2 separate regions of the Homo sapiens genome follow, and region 1 is linked to region 2. A link is an interaction called in ENCODE POLR2A ChIA-PET data of the cell type or tissue named here. Cell type or tissue: A673. All regions are shown on one strand.

Evidence for each region. Peaks named below come from ENCODE experiments on the same cell type or tissue, not always from the same donor. Only the 100,000 strongest peaks of a DNase experiment are listed, where the experiment ranks them.
Region 1: POLR2A ChIA-PET joins it to region 2 with 5 read pairs; 2 of 35 experiments call an interaction of 5 or more read pairs at or near these places.

What each region holds. Positions count from the first base shown.
Region 1 is chr6:45,778,754-45,786,753 of GRCh38, reverse strand. No RefSeq gene overlaps it. Among named protein-coding and RNA genes, the nearest start is that of RUNX2-AS1, 210 kb to the right of the region's middle. In A673, no CTCF peak of the experiment used is centred here; DNase peaks (open chromatin) are centred at 4,663 and 6,463.
Region 2 is chr6:45,003,350-45,011,349 of GRCh38, reverse strand. It overlaps SUPT3H (SPT3 homolog, SAGA and STAGA complex component), which reads left to right. Exons shown (of 11, transcript NM_003599.4): 6 at 7,558-7,697. Among named protein-coding and RNA genes, the nearest start is that of MIR586, 190 kb to the left of the region's middle. In A673, no CTCF peak of the experiment used is centred here; no DNase peak of the experiment used is centred here.

The DNA.
Region 1 (8,000 bases), 780 kb before region 2:
AACTAACAGCTGGAGAGAATGACAATTCTTAGTTGCGCTGGAATCTGTTGAATTCACGATTCCCCCAGATCCAGTTATTTCTATTCACTCTCAGGCTTCAGTGAGCTCATTGTTCCTTGGATGGAATCACCAGCTTGGGCTCAGCACCCAGCCCTTTTCAAAGTGCTTAATAAATTAGTGGCTCTCCACATGTACTTACCCATGTGGCACGAAGTGAGACACACAAGGTTAAAAAAAAAGGCTGATCTGGATTTGAAAACAGGAAGACTAATCAGGCCTTTGCTCAAAGGAGGTCAGAATAATTTGCCCCAAGCACCCAGCACTGCGTTGTCCCTTGACAGGGCTGTTGAATCAATTAGCCTAATTAAATGAGGTGGAAAATTACTCCGGCAAATAAGTTGCCATGAAAGGTAAGTCTTAATTTGGCCTAAGGGAAAGCAAACAGCTCTCCGGTGTCTTGCCAAAGTCTATGAATGGGGAATAATTGGCAATTTATGTGTATGTGTTTTTAAGGCCGTGGGACAAATATATTTTTGTTGACAAGCAGCTGAAGCTTTCCCTGGTATAAAGACAGGGTTACTAATTAAGGGATAGTATAATTATGTGTGTTGGCAGAAATGTCACATATGTACCATGGCTGCAAACATCGGGGGCCTGCGACCCAGCTCATCTCAGGGGGTTCAGGCCAAGACGGACCTCTGGGGCAGCACCTCACATCAGGCCAGTCAGTCATTGCTTCCTCCTCGGTGATGTTTCCCCAGCTCGCTACACTGATGAGGACTCCATCACAAGCCACTGGGAAAGACAGGCTATGAAGTTTGAACATATGTGAAAATGTACCTTCATCTCATAGAATCCACTGCAAGCCTCAAGAATGATGTTGGAGAAATCTACGTTTTTTAGTGCAGGAAGGTGATTGAAATTATGTGATATGAAAAAATAAATATATATAAAACGGTCTATGTCAGCATGGAGAGTGGAAAGTACGCATCTTCCTCCTCTGCAACCCAGGATCCAATCTCTGGGGCCAACCTGCTCCAGCTCCATCCTGCAGGGGGAAATGTGAGATCCTTCATTACTGAGGTTCTAGGTTCCTGGGATATCTCAGAAAGGCACATCTCCAAACACAGAAAAGTTCCCTGCCAGTCACGTTGACCACCTCATGCAGGGTAACTTTGATAAGTTTTTTCACACACACACACACAAGTCTGCTTTGTATGCATTTCTCAGAAATCTCTTTCTCAAAAGGGATGCAGGCTCAAAAGAAAGTAGGCTGTGGGGAGAAAGAAAATCCCTGCCGTTCTGGGTAACTGAAAAATTAAATTATTAAAACAATCACAGCATGTGAACTTCTCCCAAAACCCTATTCCAAGCTTCCCAGTCAGACCTAGAGCAGTATTGTTCAGAGACCAAGGGGCAGTGCAGACAAGCAAGGCCAACGTGGCCTTCTCAGCCAACTTGGCTTCCTCAGAGTTTTCCTGGCCCCTCCTGTACAGTGCAGCCCTTAAGCCCCTACTGTTTGCTCACTTGTCTGTGAGCCCAGTTCAGCCCCGTGCAGGGCTTCTGGAATGCTGGCCTGTGTCTTGCACTGTCCTTCAACCTAGCTGGGGAAGTGAATGATTAGTTAATGACCTAGTATGAGGCAGAACCCAGAGTTCTAAAAGATCCTTGAGAAGAGTGTCCTTGAGGTGATGCGGGGGAGGCGCAACAAGAACCATCTTTTAAATGATTGAGGACCATGGTTGTGTGCCCTGAAGGCACCAGAAAAATTAGTGCCAGCCCCTCTGTATCATGACAGGGCTCTGTGTTTGAGATGGCAAGTTTACAAGGCAGCATAGCATGGGGTTAAGAGTAAGAGTGTCTTTCGCTCTTTCAGTAGCCAGAGGGAAGGAGGGAGGATAGGAGAAAGAAGGAGGAAGGAAGCAGGCAAGGAGTGCTAATAGTAATTCCATCATCAACGTGTGCTGTGCTCTTCACAGACAGCATCTCATTTAAAACTCCCCCAAACCTATGGGATTTATCATTCAAAACACGGCATTTTAAAGTATACCCTCTTGATTAAATAAAGCTCAGAAGTCATATAATTAAATGTTCCATTTGATCTGTAGCCCTCAGCCCATCCCTGAACTTTACCTCAACTTCACCCCGTCTTGAGCTTTATTCCAACCCAAACCCTCTCCATCCCTAACATGAGGCTTAGGGATGGGGTAGGAGTCAGGAATGTGTTAAGGTGTCTTCCTCAGAAGATACTGGGGAAATTTTAGAGCTGATATTTTTTAAATGGATTTTAATTTTTATTTTATTTATTTATTTATTATTTTATTTATTTAATAGATTTTTTTAATAAATAGATTTTATTTATTAGATCTCCTTAAAAACAAAAGTAATCAATGATTCTTCTAACAAATTAAATAATAAAGTGATAAATGAAGAATAAGTTAATAATTCCTCTCACAAGTTCTGCTTCATGTGGTAATTAATGCTAATAGCCCAGTTATTCTTCCCTGTTCTTTCAAATACATACAAGCATCACAGATATAAATCTATATATTAAAGCTGACATTTTAATGGTTTTCTTTGAGTATCATAAAAATTTACTGTGAATGCCAAAAATCTCTACCAAAATGCCAAGTCAAATTGTCACATTACCACTATTTTTCCCATGTTAAAGATGAAGGAACCGAGCTCTAGAGAAATTAAATAACTGGGTCACATTCACACAGCTAGAGCCATGCTGGCTGGCTGGCTTGTGTGCCTGTCTTTCTACCACACAGCACTGCCTCACGTTTCATACGGGACTTGGGGTTGAGCTGCACAGCCTAGAGGTCATCTGCTTACTCATCTTCCTATGCCACTCCCAGGCCTGGGCTTCATCTTTGAGTGTCCGGGATCATGAATCTGCCTGGACAAGTTCCTTCATACCTCATGCCTTAATTTTCCTGTTAATAGCCCAGTAGCTTACTGTGTGGGATTGGTCTGAAGATTAGACGAAAAAAAAATAATAGTTCTTTTTAAACAAAAATATGAAGTCTGAACAAATGCTTCAAGAAAAAGCTTTCTTTTCTGACAGGTGCCATTTTTCTCAAACCCACATAGATTTAAAATGGGCCAGATGTTGCCTTTATCAGCATTACACAAGGATCAGGTAAATGGATCCACGGGACCAGTTCCTACTCTCCGTTTCCTTTTAAGGTACTTAAATAATATGGGCACGGTCAGTTGTTTAGGGAAAGAGACAAGCTCTTGAGATTGAGGTAATGAGAAGATCCATTGAGAAGAGTCCTGGAGAAGGGCCTGCACTGGACTTTGAAGGTACCCTCAAGCTGCACAATCTTCTGTGAGGCTTGTCAGACTCTGAGATTCCTGCCAAAGGTCTATTTTTTTCCATTAGTCTTCATTGATGAGGTTTTCATTTGAAACCTGAATGCACAAACCAAGAGTTCCTTCGGTCTAAACTCAAGAAGAGAGCCACATGAGCCAGAGTTGACTGTCTGCATTCAACTTTTTAGAAATGGTAGGGCGGGGGAGTGGCAAGGATTTTGTTTTAGTCTGTTAAGGGACAACAAGCTTCCAAAGTTCCATTTGAGGGACACACAGGAGGCTGAAAAGAACCAGTAGGCAGCTCCTTGTCCTAGCCCTGAGGTTACTTATGGATCAAATGATTCTACTGTTTTCTCTGCCCCCTTCAAGTCTGACAAGCATTGACTGTCCCTTATTTCTTAGGGTCTGTTAAGTTTTTTTTTTTTTCAATTTGAAACACATAGCTTAATTTGAAAACAAATGAGTTTTCTTAGAAGAAATAATACTTGCCACCTACTAAAGAGGCTTATTGCATTCCACACTGAGAAACAAGTTGCCAGAACCAGGGGTTTAGATGGAGACGGGTGGCAATGAGCTGCCTGATGTCCCCTCTCTGGACTTAGCATTTCCAGATCCACTGTGGCCTGACTGTGACATAGCCCTGTGGGCCTTGGCCACCTTGGACCCAGACACACATCTGCCAAGGTGAAGTAACAAATGCTTGTCCAGTCTGGTGATCAGCAGGACAGAGACAGGCACCCAAAAAATTATTTTTGGCTGGGTACAGTGGCTCACGCCTGTAATCCCAGCACTTTGGGAGGCCCAGGCAGGCGGATCACTTGAGCTCAGGGGTTGGAGGCCAGCCTGGGCAACATAATGAAACCCCGTCTCTACAAAAATTAGCTGGGTGTGGTGGCCTGTGCCTGTAGTCCCAGCTACTCAGGAAATTGAGGTGGGAAGGATCTCTTGAGCCCAGGAGGTCGAGGCTGCAGTGAGCTGTGATTGCACCACTGCTCTCCAGCCTGGGCCACATAGTGAGATCCGGTCTCAAAAACAAAGAAACAATTTTTAAGCCAGAAACCTACCCCATTCTTAAGTAAAGACAACAAGGATTCAATAACCCTATCTACACCGTCACCACACAGCAGAGTACGTTGAGCCCCTCCAAAACTGTGCCTCCCAAAGGGGACACAACCTGCCCAGCAGCTCCTCCACAAGGCTGAGGGTGCTGTCCTCCTCTCATTCCGGGAACCCAAAGCAGGCCCCAGGAAATGAGGAGTTTTTCAAAATAGCATCCTGGGGTCCCTTTTAACCTCTCTATCTCTGCAAAACCTACAAGACTCTGTGGAGTTGGGTTCGAGCCAAGATAGGATTAACTGGAATTGCAGAAGTTTTCAGAATAAGCAGTTTCCTACTATTAGCAACTTCTTACCCATAGCTAAGGCTCAATCCCCCTTCCCCTTTCTTAGCCAAAAAGGACATATATAATAATTCTGTTTTGTGAGATAAAGTGTGTGTTGTGTGCATGTGTGTGTCTGTAGGTACGCATGTGCACAGTGGTCCTTGTGAGTGCATACACACCTACACACAAGGACTGCACAGCCATATCCCTACCTTCACCACACTGCAGAGATGGACATGTCCCACTCTCCAAATATATATATACACACATTTATATATATATACACACATATACATATATATACACATATATATAGTAGATACTTATATAAGTGTTTTCAGTGCGTGTGTGTTTGCGTGTGTATAAACATAGATAGATATTTATCCCTTCTCTTCTTCCTCATTCTCCTCCAAAGTCTTCATCAAATCTAAAAACTGTTCTTTTCCATTTCTACCCAATCCAGACTTTCTGTTATGTCTGCTTCAAGCGTCACAAAACAGAGGTTAAATTCTGAGCCTCAGTGATTCTATCTAGAGCCACTGTTGGGCACTTTCCTTACTGGCCTTGACCTGTCTGGGATATCGCCTACCAGTAGTCTCCAGAAACATGCCATCAGCCAGGATGCATGGCCCTGCATCTCAAGTGTCTTTTCTGGGTTATGCTATAAATTTTGGCTGAGACATCAACACATGTCAACATGTTACTTTCAGTGACATGTTTTTCTTTTCTCTGTTAGCTTTGGTTCAGGGCTGTAAATCCATTTGGGGAAGCAAAGTGTCCAAGCCTAAGCAAAAGTCATCTAATATGCTTCATGGATTGTGGGATTTCTCTATGCCTGACCCCTCCTTCCGTCACTCCCCTCCCTCCTTATTTTCCTTAGAAATCAAAGTGAAAAGGATATTCAGTTGGATATCCTTTAGTGATTAAAGTGATCAAAGTGAATTCAACTGGCAGGGCATAAATGAACACAAACCAATGAGCTCCCAGTGACCTCTGTCCTTGGTTGGATCTTAATGAGATCCCTCCCAGGTACACACATTTGCTGCCTCTAGGGAATTGTAGCCAAATCTCCTTTTGTTCCATCTGAGCTCTGAATTTTCTTTTTTGTCTTTTCATTGACAACAGTGGTCTCTGTCCAGATTTTAACCCCGCTTTGTCTAGTCTCTTCTTTCCTTTTTCATTATTCAAAATATCTTTGATCTGCTTGACATAGGGCTCTGGGCTACCTGAAACATTCCTTCCAGGTGTTCTGAGAGCTCCAAAGACTCTCCTCTTGCCCCAGGGGGGCTGCTTCTCCACTGTCTTCCTTTTGCCCTTGACAGAGTGAGTTCCCTTGGCTGTGCTTTCATTAAGTGTAATGGAGAAGGAGGCGCCACAAGCAACTCAGCTCAAAGCTGTGGCTTATGAAAAGTGATCTAAAAGGTGTGCTATACATTCCTCAGGCTGGCTGAAGGTGGCTAGCAGAAAGGCAGTTTATAGGGAACAAAAGAAACATGGCTTTACTGCCTCTCTATTAAAAAAAATAAAAATAAAAAACTCAGGTTTTGAACAAATAATATTAATGTACAGCTTGAACACACATCTTAACCATCAATCTTAAATCTAAATCAGTTTTGGCTGTTCCAAAAACCCATTTGCAAAGGATAAAGACTTACCACGATTAGGGTATCCTAAAGAATTAGCCATGGACTCTGAAGAAATCAATTGCAGGAGACAGCTTACGGCTGTGAAAAGAGCAATAAGCCAGAAGTCAGCCAACCAGGATTCTAAGCCCAGAACTGTGAGCATGCTATTTAATTACTTTAGGTTTCAGTTTCCTCATCTGCAAAAGGAGAGGGGTGAACTTAAACCTCTAAATTTCCATGGGTTTCAAAAATGTTTTGAACAAGTAAGTAATATTAAAATAAGCCAGTATTCTCCCAAGGCAGATACTTTGCAGGAAAAGTATATATTTATTTGGATATACAAGTTCTAGTGTTTGTTTTAAAAAATTTTTCATTGCTTCATAGTCATATCTTGTATATTCCAGCTTCTGTTAGAAGGCTTTTATGACTCTGTCATTCATAAATTTGTCCAAACTCCTTTTTAATTCATTTACATTTCCTGTCTGTACAGCCTCTCAGGGTAATGAGTTCCATAACTTTATTACGTGCTAGGAGAAGTATTATTTCCTTATTTTCCCTAAACTTACCTCAAGCTTCTAAACTGCCTGCTTGCCCTGTATTTCAGAATTTGATGAACAAGTTCACCCATAGTCTTTGCTTTACAAAATGAGATTAAAATCATTTTAGGCTGCTACAAAAAGCAGCGGCCCACCCCACACCTTCCCCTAATTATTACAGTTACTTATACAATAAATGTGGGTATTGATGGCATAAGGAAGTCCTGGCTCCAAATGACTGAGAGTCAGGAGAGCCTGGAGGCCTAAAGTATAGCTTTAGAGTCAGAATGGCTGAGGCTCAGATTCCAGCTCTGCCGCTCCTGGGCAGTCTCTCTGAGCCTCATTTCCTCATCTGAAAAATGGAAAACAGTATTCACCTCAGACCTTGTTGTAAGAGTTAACTAATACAATTTTTGTAATGTGACTAACACAGTGCTAGGTCCATTGTAAATATCTTCCCAAATCCAGTGGGTTTTTGCGATCATTAATGAATGTCAGGATACTAGATAGCCCTCTAGGTTCTAGAATCATTGCTCATATTGTGAACAGGGCCCAAACAACTGGTTGACAAAGAACAATCTGAGCTTCCATGCAGGAGATGATGGAAAAGCAGGGTTGGAGAGTGAAGTTTTGGACAATAGAAAGTTAGTAGAGTTTAAGAAGAGATCCTTGGCAGCAGATCCACAGAAAACCTACTCTCAGCTTGAACTAAAGTGGCACCAGACATGGACAATAAATATTTACAAGGTGCTAGAAGAGATTTTAAACCAAAAGAAGGAAGGGGAAGCTGATATGCTCTTTCCAGAGCAATGGCCTATGGGTCTTGAGAGTAGAAATTCCATTTCTAATGCTTACCAATCAACAGTGCAATCTTAAGCAAATCAATGCCTATATCTAAGTCCAGGTTTCCTTGCACATAAAATGGAATTAGTCTGGTTCACTGACTTACAAACCATGCTCCTTGGAACCTGTATTAGGGAGGAGAGGAAAGAGTTGGGGAATGAGGATAGGATGTGAGTCCTCATCCCTAATTCCATCAAGTAGCCATATTTGTAAAGTCCTAGAATTGACTCATAAAGGAAAATGGCATGGAGTCAAAATTACTCTTAAAAAATCCTAAATCACCCAAATGTTTAC
Region 2 (8,000 bases):
AAAGGTTAAATTAGTAGCTTAAAAATTTCCACAAAGAAAAGCTCAGTCACAGATTATTTCACTGTTGAATTCCACCAAATGTTTAAAGAAGAATACCAATTATTTCCCAACTAATTCTATAAAGGTAATATAGATTGAGCCTGATATGAAAACCAGACAAAGATATCACAAGAAAAGAAAACCAGACTGCAATGTTTTTTAATACAGATGCAAAAATCCTCAACAGAATGCCATTAAACTGAATTCAGCAAGTATAGAAAGGATTATAAACCATGACCAAATGGGATTTGTCATAGGGATATAAAGTTGTTTTAAACTTAGAAAACAATTCATGTAATGCATCAAATTAACAGAATAAAGGAGAAAAATCACATGATCACCTCAATAAATGTAGGAAAAGCATTTAACAAAATTCCAAAAGTGTTTAATGAGAGGGACATTCAACAAACCAGGAAGAGAAGGAAACCTCTTTAACTTGATAAAGATGATTGCATGGACTGAATGTTTTTGTCCCTCCTCACCCTCTGAATATATATGTTGAAGCCTAATTCCCAGTGTGGTAGTATTTGGAGATGAGAATTGTGGGAAGCATTAAAAATTAGGTCATAAGGATGGAACCTTTATGATTAGGGCATTTCTGAGAAGAGACACAAGAAAGTTTGTTTCTTCTGTTTCTGCTGTCCACCATATGTGGATACAACAAGATCATGTCATCTGTAAGCCATGAAGCAGGCCTTCACCAGACACTAAATCTACTGGCACCTTGATCTTAGACTTCCCAACCTCCAGAACTGTGAGAAATAAATGTTTGTTGTTTAAGCCTCCCAGTTTATGATGTATTTGTTGTAGCAGCCTGAGCTAAGACAGACATATATGGAAAACCCACACCTAACATCATAGTTAATGGTAAAAGACTGTATGCTTTCCCTTATAAGATCGGGAACAAGACAAAGATGTCCATTAATGGCACTTATATGCAATATTGTACTGAAGGTTTTAGCCAGGTGTTTAGTCAGAAAGAGAAATGAAGGGCATCCAGATTAGAAAAAAAGAAGTACAACTACCTCTGTTTACAGATAACATAATTTTGTATATAGAAAATTCTAAGAAATTCAATAAAAACTATTACAACTAATAGACTGGTTCGATGTGTTTGCTGGATATAAGAGAAATATGCAAAAATCAAGCATATTTTAATATATCAGCTATGCACACCTCAAAAATGAAATTAAGAAAACAATGCCATTTACAATAGCATCAAAAAGAATAAAATATTTTGGAATAAAATTACTAAAGACCTGCAAGATTTATGTACTGAAAATTACAAAATATTGTTGAAAGAAGGCCTAGATAGTAATGGAAAGACATCCTACGTTCATGGATTGGAACATTCAGTATTATTAAAGTGTTAATACTCTCCAACTTGGCCTACAGATTTCATCTGCTTTTTTGTAGAAATGAATACACTGATTCTACCAATCATGAATACGCTGATTCTACCAATCATATAGAAATACCAGATTCTGATATGGAAATGACTCATCTAGGTCGTGAGGGAACTAGAATACCTAGAACAATCTTAACAAAGAATAAAGTCAGAGGACTCATGCTTACTGATTTCAAAACTTACCATAAAGCTACAGTAATTACGATAGAGCAGTACTGGCATAAGTGTAGACATATTTGTCAATGAAATGGAATGGAATGAGAGTTCAGTAATGAGCATTTAGGATCAGTTGATATTGACAAGGATTTCAAGAGAATTTGATAGGGAAAAAATAGCCATTTTGACAAATATTGCTGGAGCAACTGGATATCCACGTCCAAGAGAAAGAATTTGGGCACCTACAACAACACAGTACACAAAGTTAACCCAATATGGATCATAGACCTAAATACAAGGGCTCAAACTATAAAATTCTTAAAAAGAAATACAGTAATAAATGTTGATGACTTTGGAGGAGGCAAAGCATTCTGAATGTATGACACCAAAAGCACAAACAGCAAAAGAAAAAGGGAAAATTGGACTTGATCAATTATTTCAAAGTCAAAACAATGACTAATAAATTAACTGATCAATTTTAAAAGTTTTATGTTTCAAAGAGCAACATCAAGAAAGTGAAAAGACAAACCACAGAATGGAAGAAAATTTTTCTTATATATCTGATAGGGTACTTTTGTATAGAATATATCAAGAATGCATGCAACTTAACAATAAAAAGACAGTGGCCCAATTTAAAAATGGGCAAAGGGTCTGAATAGAGATTTCTACAAAGAAGATTAACTAATGGACAATAGACACTGAAAAAGATACTTAAAAATCATGCCTATAAATAATCCCAGCACTTGAGGAGGCTGAAGCGGGTGGATCACTTGAGGTCAGGAGTTCAAGACCAGCCTGGCCAACATAGTAAAACCCCATCTCTACTAAAAATACAAAAAATGAGCTGGGTATAGTGGTGTGTGCCTGTAATCCCAGTTACCTGGGAGGCTGAGGCAATAGAATACCCTGAAACAGGAGGCAGAGGTTGCAGTGAGCCGTGATTGTGCCATTGCACACCAGCCTGGGCAATAGAGGGAGATTCCATCTCAAAAAAAAAAAAGTCATTAGCCATCAGAGAAATGCAAATCAAAACCACATTGATATAATACTCCACACCCACTAGGATGACTGTGATCAAAAAGATAAAAACAAGGCCGAGTATGGTGGCTCATATCTATAATCCCAGCATTTTGGGAGGCTGAGGCAGGAGGATCACTTTAAGCCAGGATTTTGAAACCAGCCTGGGCAACAAAGCAAGACCCCATCTCTAGAAAAAAAAAATTAATTAGCCAGTCTCAGTGGCATGTGCCTGTGGACCCAGCTACTCAGGAGGCTGAGGTGGGAAGATTACTTGAGCCCAGGAGTTAGAGGCTGCAGTATGCTGTGACTGCACCACTTCATTCCAGCCTGGCAACAGAGCGAGACCCTATCTATTAAAAACAAACAAACACACAAAATGATAATAACAAGTGCTGTTGAGGACATGGAGAGCTAGAACCTTCTTAAGTTGTTAGAGTATAAAATGGTGCAGACAATTCAGAAAGCATTTTGGAAGTTCCTCAAAAGGGTAAACATAGATTTACCAACTGAACCAGAAATTCCATTCCTAGCAAAAGAAGTGGAATAAGATAAATGAAAATATGTATTCACATAAAAATTTGTACATGAGTGTTAGCAGCAGCATTCATGATAATAAAAAAGGAAATAGCCCAAATGTCTATCAGTGGATGAATGGATAAATAAGTATGGAATATTCATATAAAGGAATATTATTTGGCTATAAAAAGGAATTAAATACTGATATATGCTAAAACATGGATGAACCTTGAAAATATTAAGCTAAATGAAAGAAACCAATCACAAAGACCAGATATTTTATTCTATTTATATGAAATGTCTGGAATAGGCAAATCTAAAGAGATGGAGTGTAGAGTAGTGGTTGCCTAGAGTTGGTGGAGGGGAAGATTGAGATAGGGAATCATTTAAAATCCCATTAAAATCCTCCACTCAAACCCTTACCATTGATTACATTACAACTGAATCCCATCAAGCAGCAAAAAAAAAAAAAAGTGGGGGGGAATACTTAGGGTGAGGGGAGTAATGCACCAACATAGAGGAAGCTAAGACAGAACGTAATATCTGCCAGCAAAATAGTTGGGATTAGATGACAACTTAAATTTTAAAAAGTAAGGAGAACAATAGTGGGACTCAAATGTAGCACAAAAGAGATTTTCTAGAGTTAACACACAGTAATTCACAACTAAATGATTTTTTGTCAAAAAGTCACTCTTCAGACCTAATTAGGGAGAATAAAATGCAATAGTTATCTCAAAGCACATAGAAAAATGTAAAGATATGAAAATTATGAGGGAAAAAGGTAAGAGATATAGAGGATAAATTCGGAGGAGTTAAGATGCATATGATAGGCATTTCAGAAAGTAAAAGTAGGAGATGGAGGAGAGGCAATTATTAATAAATTATAGAGCTAAGAATAATCCAAGACTGCAGAGTAAAAAAAGTTGAGTAGATAAACACCTGGAATGTCTTAGTAAAATTCTTGATCTCTAAACATAATGAGAAAATCTTACAAAAGCTCAGCCTCCTCTACCTCCAAAAAAGGAATTATTAAATGAATCACATTATAATTGGACTTCTCATGTATAACACCGGAAGCTAGAAGGCACTAGAATCATATTTATCGATTCATGAGAGGAAGGGACTGCAATCCAAGGACTTTATACCCAACCAAGATAAGATATCTGTCTATAGTGCTAAAGAAACATATTCGACAATATGCAAATATCAAGTGCAGAAAGTAAATGCAAATGCAGAAAGTAAATCATCCATAGATCCCAGTGATAAACTTCAAAGTTAGAAAAAGGAAGAATAGGAAAGAAGTATGTTGAGTAGTTAATCTTGTTTGGACTCAGTATTTATCTCTAATGATACAATATGTGAGAACATGCAATATAAGCGCTAAATTTCTTAAAATACTGGTGAAATTCTGTTAATACTGTAAAAATAATACCCCTTTTCATCGGAAAGCCAAAAGTTTAGAGATGGAGAAGGGGTGAAGTAAAAATTTTTCAAAGGTCTATTGATAGGAAGCTGAGATAGGGAAAATGAAAGTGTTCTGAAGGTCTCTTGATACTGGAAAGGGTGAAACGTTAGAAGAAAAAGTTACTTGATTGGGAAAATGTTACCTCTTGGTAGGAGTATAATTGATATCTTACTTTAAATAATAATGGAAACTGTTGTCTAAAATATGTTCAAGCAATGTGTCCAACCAGAAAAGAGCGAGGTAAACATTAAAGAAAATGGAAAAAGGGGTGGTAAACGTTAACAGAATAGAAAAGTATATTACAATTTCAAATTAACAATGAGAAGAAATGGAAGGACTATCAACATGGCCAAACCATTAAAAATGAAGAAAGGAAAAGGAAAAAACAAGAATATGAAATAAATACCAAATATAAAGCAAGAGAAAATAATAAAAATGAAATATATCGGTCATTGCACTAATTATGAAATGGATTAAATTCTTACATTGAGACATTATAAACAACCACAAAAATAAAACTTGAACATAAAGAAAGGTTATAAATAATGCGATGAACAAATAAATGGTAAATAAATGCATACACAAATGCAAAGAAAGCGGAAGTGGCAATATTAGCATCATGCAAGCTATAATTTAACATTAAAAGCCCAAACAGAACAAAGAGGAATATTTTATAGAAGGATAAAGGGTAATAATAATAATAATAAAACAGGATAAAGAGGAATAATTATAGAAGACACAATTTTTAACATAATAGACCCATAAGCACTAAATAGTAAATCAGCAAAATAGCAAGATATGCTTCGACCTGTATTTATCTGGAATAGAGGGTCTATGAATTTTTTCAATATATCTACAGAACATTTACAAAACTTAATTGTAAAATTGGCCACAAAGTAAACCTTTACAAATTTAAATAAGAATAGATATCTGATAGGATCCATTCCATCTGTGTGAGTGGAGAGAAGTCATCTCAAACAAAAGTTATAAAAGAAAAAATGAACTTATTTGACAATATAGAAATTAAATTTTTTTTTTTTTTTTTGAGACGAGTTTTGCACTTGTTGCCCAGGCTGGAGTGCAATGGAGCAATCTCGGCTCACCACAACCTCTGTATCCCGGGTTCAAGCGATTCTCCTGCCTCAGCCTCCCGAGTAGCTGTGATTATAGTAGACACAGGGTCTCTCCATGTTGGTCAGGCTGGTCTCAAACTCCTGACCTCAGGTGATCCGCCCGCCTCAGCCTCCCAAAGTGCTGGGATTACAGGCGTGAGCCACCACGCCTGGCAAATTTTAAATTTTTTAGTGGCAAAAGATGCTTTAAAATTCATAGGCAAATGAAAGACTAGGATAAACATTTTTAACTTAGATAACAAAGGGGTAATATAAAAGAGCCCTTTGAATTGTTAAGAAAAAGGCAACCCAGTTGAAAATGGGCAAAGGATAAAACTAGACAATTAACAGAAAGGCTTATTCAGATAGCTAACAAACATATGGGAAAACATGTTTAGATTCATTAGGGAAATTAAATATTTTAATCACAATGATGTATCACTTTACATTTATTAGGCTTTTCTCATGGAGAGACAAGGCATTCCTCATTAGTCTTGGAAACTTGAAGGTTAATGCACTGGTAAACAATCTCTTAACTTCCATTAAAATGTTTGTACCTTTTAACTCAGTAGTTCCATCCTTGTGAATCTATGCCATAAACATTAAGCCAACCATACAGAATGCCATATGGATGGGATGTTCATTACTGCATTTCCCCTGGGTAGCAAAAACCTGAAACAAAGTTTATGCCCATCAATAGGGGATTGGCTGGAAAGCTGTGGTACATACATACTGTAAAATATTACACAGCCGTTAAGAAGGAATCAGGGCTGTACCAGTTGACTTGGAGGGATTTTTCTTCCTAATTGACGAAGAAACATGAAGTGCAAGACCAGAAAGAAATAGAAGGAATATCATAAGAACCCTTTTCTAGAAAATATAAATGAATAAAACAGCTCTATAAATGAATGTATTTTTATGGATATATGAGCATGGAGAATACATATTGGGTGGTGTTAATATGAGTTACAAGATTTTGAGTTGGAATTTGGCTGATCATGTAAAAGGGAAGGAAATGGGAAAGAGTAATCAAGCAAAAATGATATGTGATATTTTAATATATTTTAATTTATAGATGTTTATAAAACTTTTTGATTTAAAAATTTAAAAGAAATGATAAAAATGAAGAAAAAGATCTATGGACCTAAGATGATAATATAGATTCTTATATGTATATAGTTGTTAATGTGCTTAGAGATATATATTTTTTAAATCTTCTGTAACCTTAAGTTGTCAAATTTAAAAATATATATATTCAGATATCTCACAATAATTGTGCTTTTTAAGATTTCCTTTGTGTTATTCATTTTGCTATTATTTTGTTACATAAAAGTTTATGGCCGTTTAAAATTCCTTTTATTACTAGATAGTATTTCACCCTGTCTCCTTTAGTGTTTTTGGTCTTGAGCTGTATTTTCTAACGTTAATGTTACCAGTTCTGCTTTCTTAGCTTGTATTTGCCTAGCATATCCTTACTCATCATTTTTTGTATTGTCATTTCATTTCAGAGGTGTTTGTTATAAATACTATATAACAGTATTCTTTTTCCAAATCTGAGCACACCACTCTCTCCTTTTTATAAGGGATTTAATTAGCCCTTTCACACTTACTTTGATAATTGATCATTTGGTTCTATTCTTTCATTCTAATTTGTGACATGAAAAATTATTTAATTCTGTATGACTTATACTTTTATTTTGAATGCAAGAATTTTTTAAAAGATTATTTTCAGAGAATCCCAATTCTGAATTTGGTATACTATATTTAATACATGTAATAATTAGTGCTGATGTAAACCTATTGAGAACATTTCTTTTTTTCTTTCCCTTGACTTCATGAAGACAAATTGAGTGGCAGCAATAATGCGAACAAAAGACAAAAGATTGCTCAGGACTTCCTCAACTCTATTGACCAGACAGGAGAACTTTTAGCAATGTTTGAAGATGACGAAATTGATGAAGTTAAACAAGAAAGAATGGAGGTATAGTACATTCTTCCCTTTTTACAGAAATAGAACAATCATTGCAGTGCCTATGCTGTTTGGTCCTATTCTCATGTTCTTTAAATGTTGTCTGAAATCTCTAAGTCAGTGGTTTTATGTCTGATGGCAGCGATGTGCAGAGGATCAGCCCCTGAAGTGGGAGTCAGATCTGCCTTCAGCATCAACTTTGGGAAACAACTTCTGTTTTCTGTTTCCTTATTTCCCGTTTTGAAAATGATTAGGTTTCCCTACTCTGGATCTGACATTTACTGATTTTATTTTATGAAGCTAATTTCTAATTAA